2 separate regions of the Mus musculus genome follow, and region 2 is linked to region 1. Evidence: chromatin loops called from intact Hi-C (ENCODE). Cell type or tissue: left cerebral cortex. All regions are shown on one strand.

What was found. Peaks named below come from ENCODE experiments on the same cell type or tissue, not always from the same donor. Only the 100,000 strongest peaks of a DNase experiment are listed, where the experiment ranks them.
Region 2: a loop joins it to region 1, with 2.4 times the contacts of the local background. A loop is called at or near these places in 2 of 42 quality-filtered maps.

The regions. Positions count from the first base shown.
Region 1 is chr16:49,514,935-49,522,934 of GRCm38, reverse strand. No RefSeq gene overlaps it. Among named protein-coding and RNA genes, the nearest start is that of Gm4802, 110 kb to the right of the region's middle. In left cerebral cortex, no CTCF peak of the experiment used is centred here; DNase peaks (open chromatin) are centred at 414, 1,056 and 3,888; H3K27ac peaks cover 525 bases.
Region 2 is chr16:49,629,310-49,637,309 of GRCm38, reverse strand. The region is part of intron 2 of Gm31494 (a long non-coding RNA gene); the gene reads left to right. Among named protein-coding and RNA genes, the nearest start is that of Gm31494, 11 kb to the left of the region's middle. In left cerebral cortex, no CTCF peak of the experiment used is centred here; DNase peaks (open chromatin) are centred at 1,613 and 3,613; H3K27ac peaks cover 1,144 bases.

The DNA.
Region 1 (8,000 bases):
ATACGAATAATCAATGAGAAAATAAAAGGAAAACCCAGGCATTAACAAGCATCAGTTTACTCCTTCAGCATGGCAGCTTTCTCACCCTGCGGAAGACAGAGTAGCAAGCTTTCATTTTTTTCTGGGTGTTTCCTTAGCTACGTACACCATGGGCTCATTCCTCAGTGCCTTTGATAGACCCCATATGCTCTAAGTAAGTGTCAGACAGACTCATCTCAGAAAAGAAGAACCACTTATCTAGTAATAAAAGCCATGCAAGCAGTTCATTTCATCTTAATTAGCCCAAGATGATGCTTTTGAAGTGCCCTGCTTTCTTATCAACACCGTGCCTCCTGCTGCATGGGAAGGAGGTTTTGACGTCTCTAACAACTCAGTCTCAAGAACCAGAATTGAGACCCACACTGCCTGGCCCTGTGCTGTCAAGGGATCTATAACAATGTGTGCCCACACAGATTTCCCTTCCTTCTGGATAAGTTATTCTTGCAATGTGAGAGGACTAGGCAGTGACACCTAGTCTCTCTGCTCAACACCACAATGTATCTACCTACTATATGTAAGGAGGCCACTAGGCATTAGCATGTGAGCAAGAGAATCTCTCTTTTATTAGGAAATCCAACTAGAAAGTAAAGGTAGAAAATAAGGTATAACATTGAAATGTAAATGAATGGCCATATCATTAGTTCAGGGGTACATTGAATCCCTATTTCTGCCCCTCTTTCTCCAGTTGTTTGCTGAAGACCAGGAGTGGGTATAGAGGATACATCTAGACAGTTCAGAGATGCCTCTTTCATATTTTTTATTGATACCTGACACTTGGAATCCTCAGTGGCCTGGAGAGAGAGAGAGAGAGAGAGAGAGAGAGAGAGAGAGAGAGAGAGAGAGAGAGAATAACCAGAAAACAAGAGTCAAAATGTCCCCAGTCTAATTAGTGAGCATCCTGTACAGTCTGCTGGTGGGATAGCCACTCTGAGCCTCTCCCAGTCACTTCATTTACACATTGTTCTCACTCAGCCTCTCACAGGAAGGCATCTTTCGGAAAGTGCTGCAAACACTACGTGTGAAAAGATAAAGATGGTATAAATAGCTTTCCAATTCTTCTTGCAGTTTGCTGGCTCTCATTTTGTTCTCCACAAGCTCTGGATATGAATAGAGCCAAACAGAAAGCATAAGAGCCTGAGGACATAGAGCCTGTGCCTGCTGCTCAAGGAAATCAAAGTCAGAGAAACCTTCATGGTTTCCCAACACACCCTTTCAGACCGGAAGTGCTCCCTGCGGCGGGTAGTGTCCAGTCATACTGCAGAGAATGGCTTTCCCAAACAGTTGATAAATCTGCTGTTTTATACCATTCTCCACCCTTCATATTTCTCTCTGGACCTCTGGATTGTGCTGGAGCTGCGAGTCCATGTTGCTTGGCAGATTTCATGCCTGTAAGAAACCATGACCTCAGGTCACACACTGGTAACAAAGCTGCCAAACATTTGCCAACTGGAAAATCAACTGAAAGAATGAAATAGCCAAGGAAGATATATGTCATTCTCTTTCTGATAGGGGCCACCCAGTGCAGTCTCTCTGGGAGAACTCCCTCACCAAACAAGAGTCCACTGAACTATGTGAACTCATAAAATGACTGTGAAGACTCGAGGGAATGTGAGAGGTTACTTCAAACACAGGAGGTAAGTTGCCTTTCTTAAAGTGCAACAATGCAAACCCCCCACCACATGCACGTCTGCTCTGCATGGGTGTCCCTAAGTCAAGCTCACACAGCAAGCTTGCGTGCAGAAGGCTTAGGATTCTATTCCACATGGTCGGATCCCAAGCTTCCTCACCTTCAGTTCAGACTGTTTGAATCAGTCTCCAGATCTATGTTACATACAGGTCACATGCAGGCCTACAGCCCTGCTTTGTAAGAAAGGCGCAGTGAGGAACTTCCTATCACCTTATAGAGTCAGAAAATGGATAGTACATTAACTCAATACTTCCCTTTCTGAGCACCACGCTCCAGTGCTAAGGACAGAACAATGGACAAAACAGACACAAATCTCTTCCCGGTATGAGCCTGCTTTCTCAGGAGGGGAAGCAAACCAATCGAAGTGAAATATAGAATATATTGGATGAGGTCAGTTGTTAGGTAGAAAAATAGGCAGAGAAGGGGGCAGAGCCTTGGTGGAAGAGGCTGAGGGCTGCTGCTCTTGCTGGGATCATTCATGTTCCACTTCCTTTATTCTCCTTGAACCAGATGTCACCCCTCCATTTGGCATCTCTGACTGTTATTTCAGTAACGAAGCCTGGCATCCTGAGGCATGAGTGGGCCTCTTCAGACTGACCCCATTCTTGCTCTTGTCTCTTAAACTACTCAAGCAAAACTGCCCTCTTTGGTTCTCTCAAGGAAGGTGTAACTGGGCGGGTAGGTCAGCATGTGTGTAGTTTTCTCATGAATAAGCTGTAAAACCGTCTTTGTGTAGCCATTTTGGGCATCTCCCTTCTAGGAAATTAACACATAATTCTGTTAGCACATTGATTGCAATCTCCAGCTATTGCCTGAAAGATTTGTTATTGGTGCTTTGATTTAAAAACGATTCACCACCTCAGAGAGAATGGTGCTTTTACTAAACTGAATCCTGCAGGTGAGATAGTCTGATCTGTCATATGTGTCTAATGAGTGAGGACGGTTTGACCACACACCTCCGAAGTCTACTTGTTTGTTGGAAATGGAATCCCCCAAATCATACACTAACAATCTTTGCAAGAGTGGGCTTTTGAAGGGAACTAAGAGTTGGTGAAGTCAGAAGCGTGAGGCCACTGTGGCAGCAACAGTGGCTTACTAATTACTAAGAGGAATGGAGACAGGAGCTAGCCCCTGTCCTGCCTCTCACCAGGCTTATTCTCCACTGTGATTGTGACACAGGAACAGGAATGGAAGGGTGTGCTTAGGTAGACTTGGCTGCCTTCCCTGGGCAGGGCCAGTGTGGTGAATGGGAAGAGATGTATTGTCACTGAGCAGTAAGAGGAAGGCACACTTTACCTAAGTCCTCACTGTTGCCCCAATGTCAAAGCAACAATGAATCCATGGATTGGGGTCAGACTGAAAAATTCTGAAGACTCAAAGCAAATAATGGGAGTAGAAATAGATTGTCTGTCTGGCATGACAGTCCTAGACACTAAGGACTTGAATTGGGGTTGTCAAGTCTAAGCAAGCTGCTAACCTGAATTCCAGTTTCTGGAACGGCTTTTTGTTCCTCGGAATGGCAGTCTATTCTACTTTATCTGCCATTTTTATAAGTCTTTAACTGTGTGCTCCACAGTCTTTCTGATTCTTTCCAATGGACTTGCTGTCTTGTTTCTTATTTGGTTTTTTAGATATGTTTGTTGATTAAATAAAAAGGGAAGAGCTGGAGCTAGCCCAGTAGCCAGATGACAGTCACATTCTGCTGATGAGTTTCAGTTCTTAGTCTGACTGAATGCCATGTCCCCGTCCCCATGTCCCGTCCCGTCCCCCCCCCCCCCCCGTCTCTTTCCTTTATTCCCACCCTGTTTTTTTAACCCCTGCTGTCCGGGAGTCTGGGAACCATGAAACAACAGAGATAGCCCCAGCCATGGGAGAGATGGGGGCAGAGCAGCAGGGAAAGATATCAAAGGTGAAGTACCATATAAACATTGTAATACAACACGTGTGTTGTAAGAAAGATGACTAACTGGGACAATGGGTTTGATTGAATTAAAGTGCCGGAACATCATGTCTCATTGAATTTAAAATGTGGATGTCAGATGATGCGCCAGGAATGGTGAGCACAGAGCACTGCCTCCACCAGTTATTTTCCCACCTCACTTCTACAATTCTGATTCACTTCTGGAACTGTGTTTAGGCTCCAGGCATTTGGCAGTAACAGATGTTCTCAGCCCAGGCACTCTGCAGGAGCAAGGTAACTGTGAAGTCTGCTCTTTAACTTTGGATATGTGAACAAGAGCGTAGTACTTCATGGCAGTCATTCAGAACCCTACCATGCTGGGGATATAGCTCAGTAGTAGAGGATGTGCCTGGTGTGCACCATGTCTAGGTTACAAGGACCCAAATAATAAAGTGTATTGTGAATCTCTTAGTGCATTTGATGCTAGAGCACCACTCTCCTAACCCATGCTTCTTATCTGTTTGACCAAATTGTCTTCAGAAGTTGAGCATGAGGCTAGCTTGCAGAATATGGAAACAAAGAGTAAACTGCATAGGCAGCTCTGAGTTCTATGCTGCTGCAGAAGACTCAAAGTGACATTGTTGGATAACTGGACAGGGGATGAACATTATTGAGAAAATCATCTAGCACACAGCAAGGTCAAGCAGAGTCTTTGTGTGCGTTTCTTCAGACATCTAGCAAGCAGGAGGAAAGATGAAACCTCTTTCTACTCTTCTGTCCATTTGTGAATTTTCATGTTATGCAGATTACCTTTCCCTTGGTCAATAAACAACTTTAGCTTTTCCCACACATCATTTCCACCAGAGAGAAGAATGTGCAGAGATGAAAATTGATGATGGCACATAGATTTCTCAAAGCCAGAAGAAGCTTGGATTTGACAGTGACCCAGTGGCTGTGATGTGGAGCAAAGGCTTGATTTTATTCTTTCTGTGCCAAATAACTTGAGCGAACACAGATTAAAGCACTCCACTCCCTTTGAATTTCAAAATGACTAATATAAAATCTAATTGCAGGTCCTCTCTCTATAGTCCCACTCCCGTTTTAACCAGAAGATCAGTGGCTACCCCTCCCACAGCAGAGTCTCAGCTATTTCATGTGTATGCACATGTGATAGGCTAAATGAAAGCACTTCATGGGCAGTGGTAGGCAGAGTCTAAAATCTAGCCAGGGACTTACTCAGCAAGCTCTATGACCTGCAATTCTTGGTCTTTTCCATCAAAACTTGCCCCTTCATGTTATCTTCGCCAATGGGAATTTTTCTCAATGATACCTTCTACTTGCTATTCTCTTTGCTAGAATTGAAGCATCTGGCTGCAGAGTGTGGCTGAAGGTTGCTATGTTTCCCACAAGGGTACACTGAAGCTGAGTTTAGTATCACTTAGGAAAGGGGCTGCTGTGCTGGTTAGTGTTAATCCTCAGTTTGATGAGATTTTGAGAGTGCCAGTGAGCCATTATCCTAATTACATTAATTGATGTGACAAGACCTGCCCACTATGGGTGGTGCCACTTCCCTGGGTAGGGGATTGAGGACTGTAAAAAAATAGAGAGAGAGAGAGAGAGAGCCAGCTGAAAACTGCCATGCACGTAGTAATCCATTGTTTTCTGATCTTGCTTCTGGTTGCAATGTAACCAGCTACTTCAAGCTATTGCACCTTGACTTCTCTGTCCTAATGGACTGCACCCCTCAACTGTGAGATTCTGTTCTAAGGGACTGTACTCCTAAACTGTTAGTTTATAAGGACCCTGTTCTTCCTTGAATTGCTTTTGTAAGAGTATCTTATCAAAACAATAGGAAAAGCAACTAAGACAACCACCATCAAAAAGCTTACATTGTAAACTCCATAGAGGGTTCACTAGCCCCTAAAGCCATTTTACAAGCCTGCTTTTCCTACCCAAGCAGTAGATTGGAGTATGTAACAAGTAACTGAAGCATGGATTCTAAATTGTCATGATAAAACCATTAAAGTCTCTAGGACAAACGACACTTACCAGCAAACACAAAACTGTTTCTAGATATTAGGTATATTGATTCATACATAGAAATAGATAAACTTAACAAAAATAAGACCCAGGCATCTGTATTACAATGGTTTGCTTTTAGTAACTGGATCATTTCTTCTCATTGTCAGGGTAGATTGCAAGAGCTAGTTTAGTTGGCTTATTTTTTTCGGGATGAAAACAGGTTAGCTAACCTTCTCCTGACTGTATGGAGAATCAATGGACTCCTTCCCAGCCGCAGATGGGCCATGCCTAAGGCTTCTATTGTTCCAGTGAACTATGGAAAATAGCAGTCAATGGGCCCATCTAAGTGGCTGCCTTCTTGGCCTTCTCTTCTACCTTTTGACACATCTGCAACACCTCTCCAATTTCCTTTTATGTCTGAGTAATATCAGCCTCCAGTTTCTTCTTCTGGCTGAGGAGGCTTGTGTTCTAAGGACAGCATTCCAGTTAGGTAACCCGAGGGCAGCAAAGCACAGGCAAGCAGCTCTGGGTAGGAGCGATTGAGCACACTTAGCCCTAGGCAGTTAAGCAAGATCTCCAGCCCCAGGTTGCTTAGCTACCCAAACATGTTTCAGTAAAAGAGACTCTGCCTGTGTATAACTTCAAGACAAAAGAGATGTCAGCCTAAATCACGAAGGAAACATAAGTCCCACATGACCTTCACTGCAAAGTAAGATTTAGTTTTTAACTTACTGAGGAATTTCCCCCTCTGATTTTTCAATGTGATAGAAACAAGTATCCTAGAGTAGAAGACAGAGTCACCTGCAGTCACCTAGAGATAGTTTGAAGAATAATAGATTAAAGCACGCTGCTGCAAGAGGAAAACCCACTGACTCTCTTTGCCTATCTGCCTTCCTTCTTACTCTTCAGTGAGGAGGAAAAGAAGGAGGAGGAGGATGAAGAGGAAGATGAGGTGGCCATGGTGGTGGGTAAGCAGACTGCAGAAAGCTCCACCCCAGTCCCTAGAACTCTATTTTAAAGGAAGGGCCTTTGTGCTCCACAGCCTCGCTGCCCCAGTTCCTGATTGTTGCATGGAGGCCAAGCTCCCTGAAGCATCTGACCTGTGTTTGAAGTACAGCTTTTGTGAGCATGGGAGCCCTTAGCACAAAGAGCGTGTGTAAAAAGCACGGGCTGCCCACTTTTCGTTTCTCCTTTCAATTCATCCTTTCACACTGCCCTTTCCCTTCCTTCTGCTTAGAGCCTTTCACGGGGCAGATTGAGCCTCGAGCAGAAAATGAAGGTATCCCAGAAGTAAGTGTATTTTCCTGGAGTGTTTTATGGATGCTCACCGCACATAACTCCATAGAAGCTCTTTATTTCTAAAGGAGGGCACAAGAATAAATACTGATTTGTTTGTATAGTACCCATTAAAACTCTCCTAGGGAGGTGATGTTTAACATTTCCACAAGCTTAATGAGCTCTTTGTAAAGGAGGAAGCAGGGTAGGATGTATTGCACGTAGGGTCATCTGTATTGTCACAGCTTAGGTTTGAAAAGGACACACCTGTCACTGGGCAAAGCTATATGGTTGGGTTGTTGCTCTAAGTGAGAGAGCTTTGAGAGGGGCATGGTCGCCTTGACTAGTGCTGGTCAAAGTGTGCTGTGGGATTAGGCATGGCACAGGAGGAACGTCTGAGTCCTTGGTCCTTCAGCAGAGCATCTGATACATGGGGTCTGTCGTGAGAGTCTCAAATCTGCACTGCTCAGTTAGTGGCTCCAAAATACCTGGGAAAGTCTGCTCCATGCTCAGACTTCCAAAGCCAGTCATCATTTCACCATCCTCTCCTCCTCTTGGTGCTTGGATTCCCTCTAGTTGATCTCCACATCTCTTTCTTTTCTCTAGCCCGAAGGTTTTCAATCAACAGTTACAACATGCATGGAAAGTGATCCATTGCTAATAACACTCAGTAGTACAAACATCGATGATTAACCATTAAAATAAAATTCAAGATTCCATTTTATAAGAATCCAATTCATTATACTTATTTTACTTGTTAGATTTTATAGTATTTTACTTATAGATTCTCTCTCTTCTCTCTCTCTTCTCTCTCTCTCTCTCTCTCTCTCTCTCTCTCTCTCTCTCTCTCTCTCTCTCTCTCTCTCTCTCTCATTTGAGTGTTACTAGAGAAAGAAAAGACCCAAGGCCTTCTACAGCCCAGTTTTACCCACTACTATTGAACCATAGCCCTGGATCAGAGCAGCTTGTTACATAGTTATATTCAAGTGTGTTAGCTTGATGGGAGTATGCATGATGTATGAAACCTATTGCTACCTAGGACAAAGCAATCAATGATGAACATGGACCCAAAAGTCA
Region 2 (8,000 bases), 110 kb before region 1:
TAGAGAAAGTCTCGCTAAGCCCGGAGGAATTATTTTATCCCTGTTTTTTGATTTTTGTCTTTTGTTTTTTGTTTTTGTTTTTTTTTGAGCAGGGTTTCTCTGTATAGTCCTGGCTGTCCTGGAACTCACTCTGTAGACCAGGCTGACCTCGAACTCAGAAATCTGCCTGCCTCTGCCTCCCAAGTGCTGGGATTAAAGGCATGTGCCACCACCTCCCGGCTTTATCCCTGGTTTTGATATTTAAAAGAAAAATAAACCTTACACTGAGAAGAAGCAGTTGTACAGTTTATAAATTGCCTTCAGGGGTAAAATACCTTAAAAATGCAAAATTCATCAACACTCTGTTGACACACTTGTGTTATTATCATCAATCATATTCTGCTGACATTAATGATATATTGTTCTTCTCTTACTAGAAAAATCAGCTGGCTTAATTGTTGATTTTTTTTTAAAGTCCTTGGCAAGTCAGAGTAATTCATTTGGATTTTCAAGGGAAATTTTTACAGTATAATGATCTGAATTCTGATTCTCAAAAGTTGTTAATCACTGAAAATGAACTGCATCCCACATGCGTATTGGCAGTGGGGATGGATTTGCTTGTTTGTTATGATTGTGGATTTGATTTCTCATCTCAGCAAATAGAGAACTGGATGCCCTTATGGTGCATCTCAAGATTGATTTGACAGCTTGAGAGGCTATTTAGAAAGAGGGTGTAGGGAAGATGTAAGTGCTTGATATTGCATTTCACTCTATGTCATTTTCTCAAGTGTATAAATTCCTTGAGAACTGAAACTTTTTAAATGCAACATTTAAGAGGAGTATTCAGTCATCACTGCCAGCACAAATAAAGTCCCGCTAACTGTGTGCTGACGTACCTGGGTAAAAAGACTATTTATTGCATAAGCTTGTACTTGTCTCCAAAATCCACTATAGGCTTGGTAGAAGGTTATAACTTACAGACTTTTCATGCTGCTTTAAAGCAATATAGAGTCAAGAGTGCTGGCAGAATTCAATTGATCTTCTTCACTTTACCAAGTAGCAACAGGGTAATGTCTTCCGATAGTACTTGTAGACTTGAGAAATTATCCCACTCATAGCAAATCCATGGTAGTTGCTCCCACCCGCCGCTGTGTAATTCCCACACGGTAGAGAACAACACCTAAAGGCTTGGCTTTCTCTCATTCCCGATAAGCCTCTAATCACTTAGTTAAGTCTCCTGGGATGGTCTTTGTCTCAGCTGTCTCTTGGGTGATCTGAGTACTGTTCTAGTGTGAAAAAGAATAATTAAAGACACATGTAAATGTGCTAGCTAAACATGGACCTATGGCCAATGCTTAATTATGTTCTTCAGTGCCTCGTGAAATGTCGAAAAGAATATAGTTATTGATGCTTCCTGGACTGACCCTGGACTGTTGGCCCTGTCTGCCGGCTAATGTCGGCAAAGGCCCTCATGTCCTTCCTGCATCTCCCCCATCCACTCTGCCACTTTCAAAAGCTTGAGCTCTTTCTTGTTTCTCTGCTTGGTTCTAATTTGGGGCTGGGAATGGGCATCCAGTAGAAGCGTCGTTGTCAAGATTGGTCTTTTGCACAGTTTGGGAGCTAGGATCGGAGCCAGAGAAACAACACATGGTACATATTTGATTGCGCTAAGTGGGACGTGACAAAAATGTGATTACTTCTATTTTAATCTAAAGAGATATGTATGTCCCCAAACTGGTTAATTCTATAGAACAGAAGAAAAATGGCTGCTGGGTAAGCATACAACTTGCTTAGTGCGAGCAGAAGTCTATGCATGTAACAGAGGAATGGCATTAGTATCACATATTGGCTCTTGTTCTTTCTGCCCTCCCCTACTCTGCTGTCAGTGAGAAAGAGCCACATTGTCCGGGCTCCCTTCCTCTATGACATCTGCATAGACTCAGCTAATAGGAGGTCCAGGCAGAAAATTGAAAGTCAAGTGGGCAGTGAAGAAACCAGACTCTTCTCCTCATTTTTACTTGCTGCTGTGTCCTCGAAGAGGTTTCCTTTCTTCTGTACCACAATACTTTTACAGAACAAAGAAGACCCTCACTATTACTACAAAGTTCTTCGATTGGCCTTCTTGGCTTGTAGCAGCTTCTCGTTACTGATAATGACTGGGTAATTTTTACTCATTCTGTTATGAAAAACGTAAAATAAACAAGCAAAGGAAACTCGTGGCTGTTGCTGTTTCCAGACTTGACCCTGTTACTACTTGTTATGCCTTTTGTTAAGTGCCAGCGTGAGCAGTAGCCCCTGCTATGTTCTACACAGATCTGACTGGTGCACCCAAACTCTGTATGTGTTTGCTGCTAATGGCTAATGATGGGCCTGCCCTTGCTCTGAGGAGCCTGGGAATCTATGCCATCTGACCAGGGGTAAACCCTAGCTAACAACTGATATACTTAAAGATGCAAACAATCTCTTACTGAATCAAAAGGCAAGGCTGCTATACGATTCAGCCTTCAGTGCTTCAGTGCAAAGTTCACCTATCAGACATCCTTAACACGTGATGTTCTGAAAGACAGAATCAGCGAGACGAAGCACCATGAAACTTCAGCCAAGCCTAGCCTGCTGGGCTTCTTGCTTTCTCTGCATTACCTCCTCATTTCTTTATAACCTGTTCTTGGATGTTCATTCCTCTCAGTGACCCTGCTGTTTTAATCCCCATCTCTGCCTCTGCTACTTGAAACTGGAGTTTATAGTGTGTTTACAGAGGTAATAGAGAAAATCTGTTCATCTGATGGGATGCATAGATGGAGGTTAGGGGCATCATTTCCCAACAGTTTGAACAGTAACAGGAAGGTGAAGGCAACAGCAGGCAAACATCCAGAGGAATGAAAGGTTAGTGGAAAGTTGATGATTTAGAATTGAAGCGAAAAGGAGATGTACTAAGATGCTTAACAGTGATAGATAGTATAAGAGTTTAGGATTGTTAGTGAGCTCTACCTCCGGGGATTTCTGTGAGACTGTCCCAAATGATTAGACCATGGGGGTTCTGGCATAGGGAATGGATTGCTCCATTGATGTGTTCATCATACAATAACAGAACAGGAAGCTACGAAAGGTAGAAGGTAAAGCCTTCTTGGAGGAAGTGGGTCACTGGGATCTAAATCTTGCCCTGGTTTCTTCATGTACCCCTTCCCCTTTTCTCTGTCCCCTGCCTATCATGGCAAAGTTCACCTATCAGACATCCTTAACACATGATGTTCTGAAAGACAGAATCAGTGAGACGAAGCACCATGAAACTCTGAGCCAAAGTAAACACTTTCTCCTTTACATTGTTTCTGTAAGGGTTTGCTCACAGGGAAGAGAAAACTAATATATTTGCAAAAGTCAACAAGGTGCATTGAGGCTAGAAAGGTGATACTGCGCCTCTGAGTCTGGAGTTTTCAGCAGTATGAGTGCCTGGGTGGCAATTAGAAATGAAGTCTGCAGCAAGGCTAGAAATTCAGACTCTGAGATAATTATATGAAGTCAGGCATCCTCAGAGTTGAATCATACTTCTCCTTTTATGGAAAAAGGCTAGCATGTGTCGTCTTGTGGAAATGCAAATAGGGCTGTGTAATTTAGTGGGAGTAGAACCAGGAATAACAGAAGCAGCTAAACAGAGCTGCACCATGGGTAAAGTCACCACCGAAGACAGTGCGCAACTCAAGGGGATGTTATTTTGAAGAAGCATATTTGAGAACGATTTACCAGGAGGAGGGATGGGATGCACTCATCCATTCCCTCCCAGTATTTGTGTGGATGTAGCATTCTCTGCAATTCCGTTTTTTATGTGCTGGGTTGGCAGAGTGATGTTAGAATTACTGAGATTCTCTCTCTCCCTTCTGAGGGCTCTAGATCAAGGCTTGCTCTCACACTAAATACATCAGAATGTAGTCATTGGACTATAGTCTTCCCTAGAACTGGTTTGTACAGTGTAGCTGCAGGAAGAAGTGGGCAGGTCGATGAAAATCATGCATAAGAGTTGATCATCAAGCACATATGCATGGGAGGTTCAATGTGTTCACACCACCTGAATATAGTTTGTCTTCGTATATAGGGTAAAGAATAGCCATAAAATGGACAAAAAGACCTGACTTACTGCAGACTCAAATCTGACCACACATAGAAATTAAGCTCTGAGACCTTGAACACACTGATCCTAATTTACTGGTGTGGGAACTGAGCATTTAGGAAGTGCTTGTCTTTATAGCTCTTTGCATCATTATGATAGGTTTTCTGCAAACTCAGATTAAGTCCTCCTTAACTTGCATAACTCCATTATTTCCGAGAAAGGGTAGTTGTTCCGGGAAGGGCTCACTTTCTCTGCTGAGTGCCATTGTTTCCAGTCTAAGTCTAGATCCTTCTCAGTGTGGCGTACACCTTGCTTCTGCTGGGCTTCTCCGGGTGCATGCACATTGGGTTTTTAATCAGGATACGAACAAGTTGGCAGTAAGCTTATACTAACAATCATGTCTTTAGAATACTCAATGCAGAGAAAGATGCTAAGGGAGGAAAGAAACAAAAGATGCTGGTAACGTCCATCAGATGAGAACAGTGTCCTGTGTTGTCCCTTGAGAAACAAAACCATGTTCAATCTCATGAAAACCATCTTATGCCCGGGGGGGATTGCCTTTTCCTCATTTGACACATTCATGAGCTAGAAGTTTGGTCCCTAACACCTCCCTCCCCAATGGAGGGGTATTGAAAGGTGATGAGACTTTAAGAGATGATCTGTTAATGATGACTGGGTCATGATGTCTTTGTAGGTGTCAGTGCTGCTCTCCTCTTGGTTGAGCCTGGCAGGAGTGGATTCATTCTTAATAAAGCAGGCTGTCAATGCGCAAGCCTGGCATCTTCTGGCTCTGCTCTTGCTGCACATCTTTTAGAAGAAGGAATTATTGGATTATAGTTCCAGGGACAGAGGCTATCATGGCAGGGGAGAGGGGGTACCAGGGGGCCAGGCAAATGCAAAGCAGAGAGAGCTAAGTGGATATGGGACAGAGGCAATAAACTCTCCAAGTCTGCCATGGGGATGTATTTCCTATCATGGTTCCAACTCCTAAGGGTTTTACAGTCTCTGCAAACAATTCTACTAATAGGGTCAACAAGTGTTTCAAAAGCATGGACCTATGAGGCAGTATTTCTCATTCAAAGAGCCACACCATGTGACCTCCTCAGCGTCTGCTATTGGGGGTCCTTCCATTGTTCTGACTCATGGGTCATTGCTATGACCTGTTATGTGCTAGCTAGAAGTCCCTCATGAGGGGCTGAACAGCTGGGGGTGCTCAAGTTTGAAATTTTAGCCAGCGAAAGCTGTGGCCTAAATAACGATGATGGTGATGGTGGTGATGGTGATGATGATACTGACGATAATGATGGTAAGGTAAGAGTCTTGTCTTTTCATAAATTTCTCAGATTCTCATTTGAGAAGTACACAATAGACAAAGTGGAGTGAGGGCAGTTGGTATCCATCTAGTAGAAGTCAAACTGGGAGGTAACTAAAGAACAGCAGCACTTGTAGAATGTGAACTGATATTATAGGTTTATTATAAAGTAAAAAAAAATCTATTAGGTTGCCATAAGAATTAAACCAGCAACTGGTACCTGATACCCCTCTATGTCTACATATCACTGCATGTATAATAGCGTCCACATAATGGTATTGTTGGTCATTTTGGAGCTGAAAGTGAGAGCCAGATCTGACCCTACAACTCCTGCTCCTGACCTGGCAACAGTGCTCAGGAATCCTCACTGTCTAATGAGGCTGATGCTCAAAGTCAGGATTGTTTTTCAACTCATATGAATACAAAAGTTGCTGTGCTTCCCAAGCAAGATGCCAGGCTCTGTGCCAAAGCTGCTGTTCTTGCTCTTCAGGAGAGCGAATGCCTTTATTTTCCCAGATGGGTTGAAAATGGCGTGTTTTTACTCACATTAAGCCTTTTATCGGAGGTGCTTGCCCTGTGGAATTAGACTAAATTCAAGGTAGCTCATCAAGTGTGTGCCAAGGGTGTGTTCCCTGCCCTCAGAAGAGCCTCCGGCTCAGAGCTGAGTACTAGCTGTTTTATAAAAAAGCTGTGCATACTGATTGAGTGTGCTCTGTGTCTTCGGGGACAAGGACATCGGCAACTGGAAAATACTCAAAAGATGATAACAGAGATGATCCCCTGGCTCATGGAATGCTTAAGCATGTGCCAAGGACCAATGTTGATTTCTCCCTGAGCTGTTAACCTTTCCTTTGCCACAAGATCCTTTAGCTTGCCCTCTGTGCTGTAGGTGTAGAGGAGGATTCTTAGCCTGGCTGTTTCTGTGTAGCCCTGGGCCAGTCCCTCAACTCCTGCTACACTTTGTTTAACATACATGGGAAAGGATGGTGGTGCCTGGGACTCTGAGAGGTTTTGTATCTGTTTGGAGGATTCTGGCATGTTTGGACAGGTGAGCATTAGACAAAATTCAGATGGTTTATCTATCGTGGGAACTTTCCCTTTTTGAGCTTTTCCCCAAGATAGCAAAGCAATGAAAGATACTGCCTGTGACATCCTTAGAGGAGGAATGAAGGCAAATAGGGATTATCAGTCTCTGTGTGTTTTGGATTAAGTCTTCTTTGTTAGAAAATAACGTGGAATTTGAGGCTTAATTGAGATTTGGTCCAGTTTTAAGTGTTATTTACATAGCTTGGGGGAGCCAGTCTGATGGTTTAAGAAGGCTAACAGCAGATCTGCATAGGTTCAGGAAGCAACAGTCTTGTGCATCGACAACATTTATGAGAAATAACTTGGCTGGCAGCTGGATTTCTTGGTATTTGGAAAGGGCAGGTAATATGCATAAATAGATTTGGTGGCTTTCTTGAGGTTGTTTGTTTTTAAACTAGAATGCTATACCTGTGTTTTCCTTTCTCCTGATTTCAAATATCTATCTGTTCCTCAAAGCTACCTGTGCTCCGAAGCCTGATGTGGTTTGTGTGGTTTGCGTGAGGTTGATGTTTATTTGAATAATCTGAGGCAGCAGAAAAGGAATACGTTTAATCATCTAACCTTTACAATGAGGAACATTTGAAATGTCAGCATTTTATTTCTGGAACAGGTGAGCTATTACATTTATTAGGCTTTTATTTATTTATTTACACACCACAGCTTTGGGGGAAAGCATCTGAAACAACCTTGAACTGCTTCTAATAAAGGATGAAAAAAATAAGCAGAAAGCGATGAAAGAGTAAACAGAGTGTGGAAGCGCAGAGAGTTTCTGAGATGTATCTAAGGGTGTGGAAACAGGGCCAGGGCAGAAATTACTTGTGGAATCTTTACTAGTCAAAAGAAGAGAACCCAATCTTCTGGTTCAAAGCCCACAGCAAACTTTATATTATAAATATTGGTTAAATTCATTCAGCATGTACTTAAATACATGGTAAATAGTCCCTTCCTGTGTCAGGTGCCTGGAAGCAAAATTACGCAGGTTCAAATACTCTTCTCAGAATGCTCACAGCAGCAGACGTGGTGAGTGCTGCACTTGCCAAAGTTTGAGCCAGTTGAACTTTGCTTTCATCTAATTTGTGGAAATAGTAACAGTTCTTAAAGTTTCTTAGAACGCTTCCCTGGCCCTCTAGTCAGACACCCAAGAAACAACAGACATCAACCAAGTGAAGGAAACAGGAGAGGCAGCCAGATGGACTGAAAACACTATACAGAGCCATTATGCTCAGAGAGTCAGAGAGGAGCCCGTGCAGGCTAGCAATGTCAGCTGGGTAGGATCAATCATACTTTGGTTCTTCCAGTCAGCTTTGTTAAACTTAAAATGGGACTAGTTTTTTTTCTGGGTTTATCCAGAAAATTATATAACAACATAACAGGTTTACTAAGTAAATTATATAAAGTCTTACATTGTTTTTCAACTAAAATTTAGTAACCTTATGTCAATTCTCCCAAGCTTTTTTTTTTTTTTTAAATAAAATGTGTTTGAGGAATCTTAAAAGCTAGAAAACTTTGCTCCATTAAACT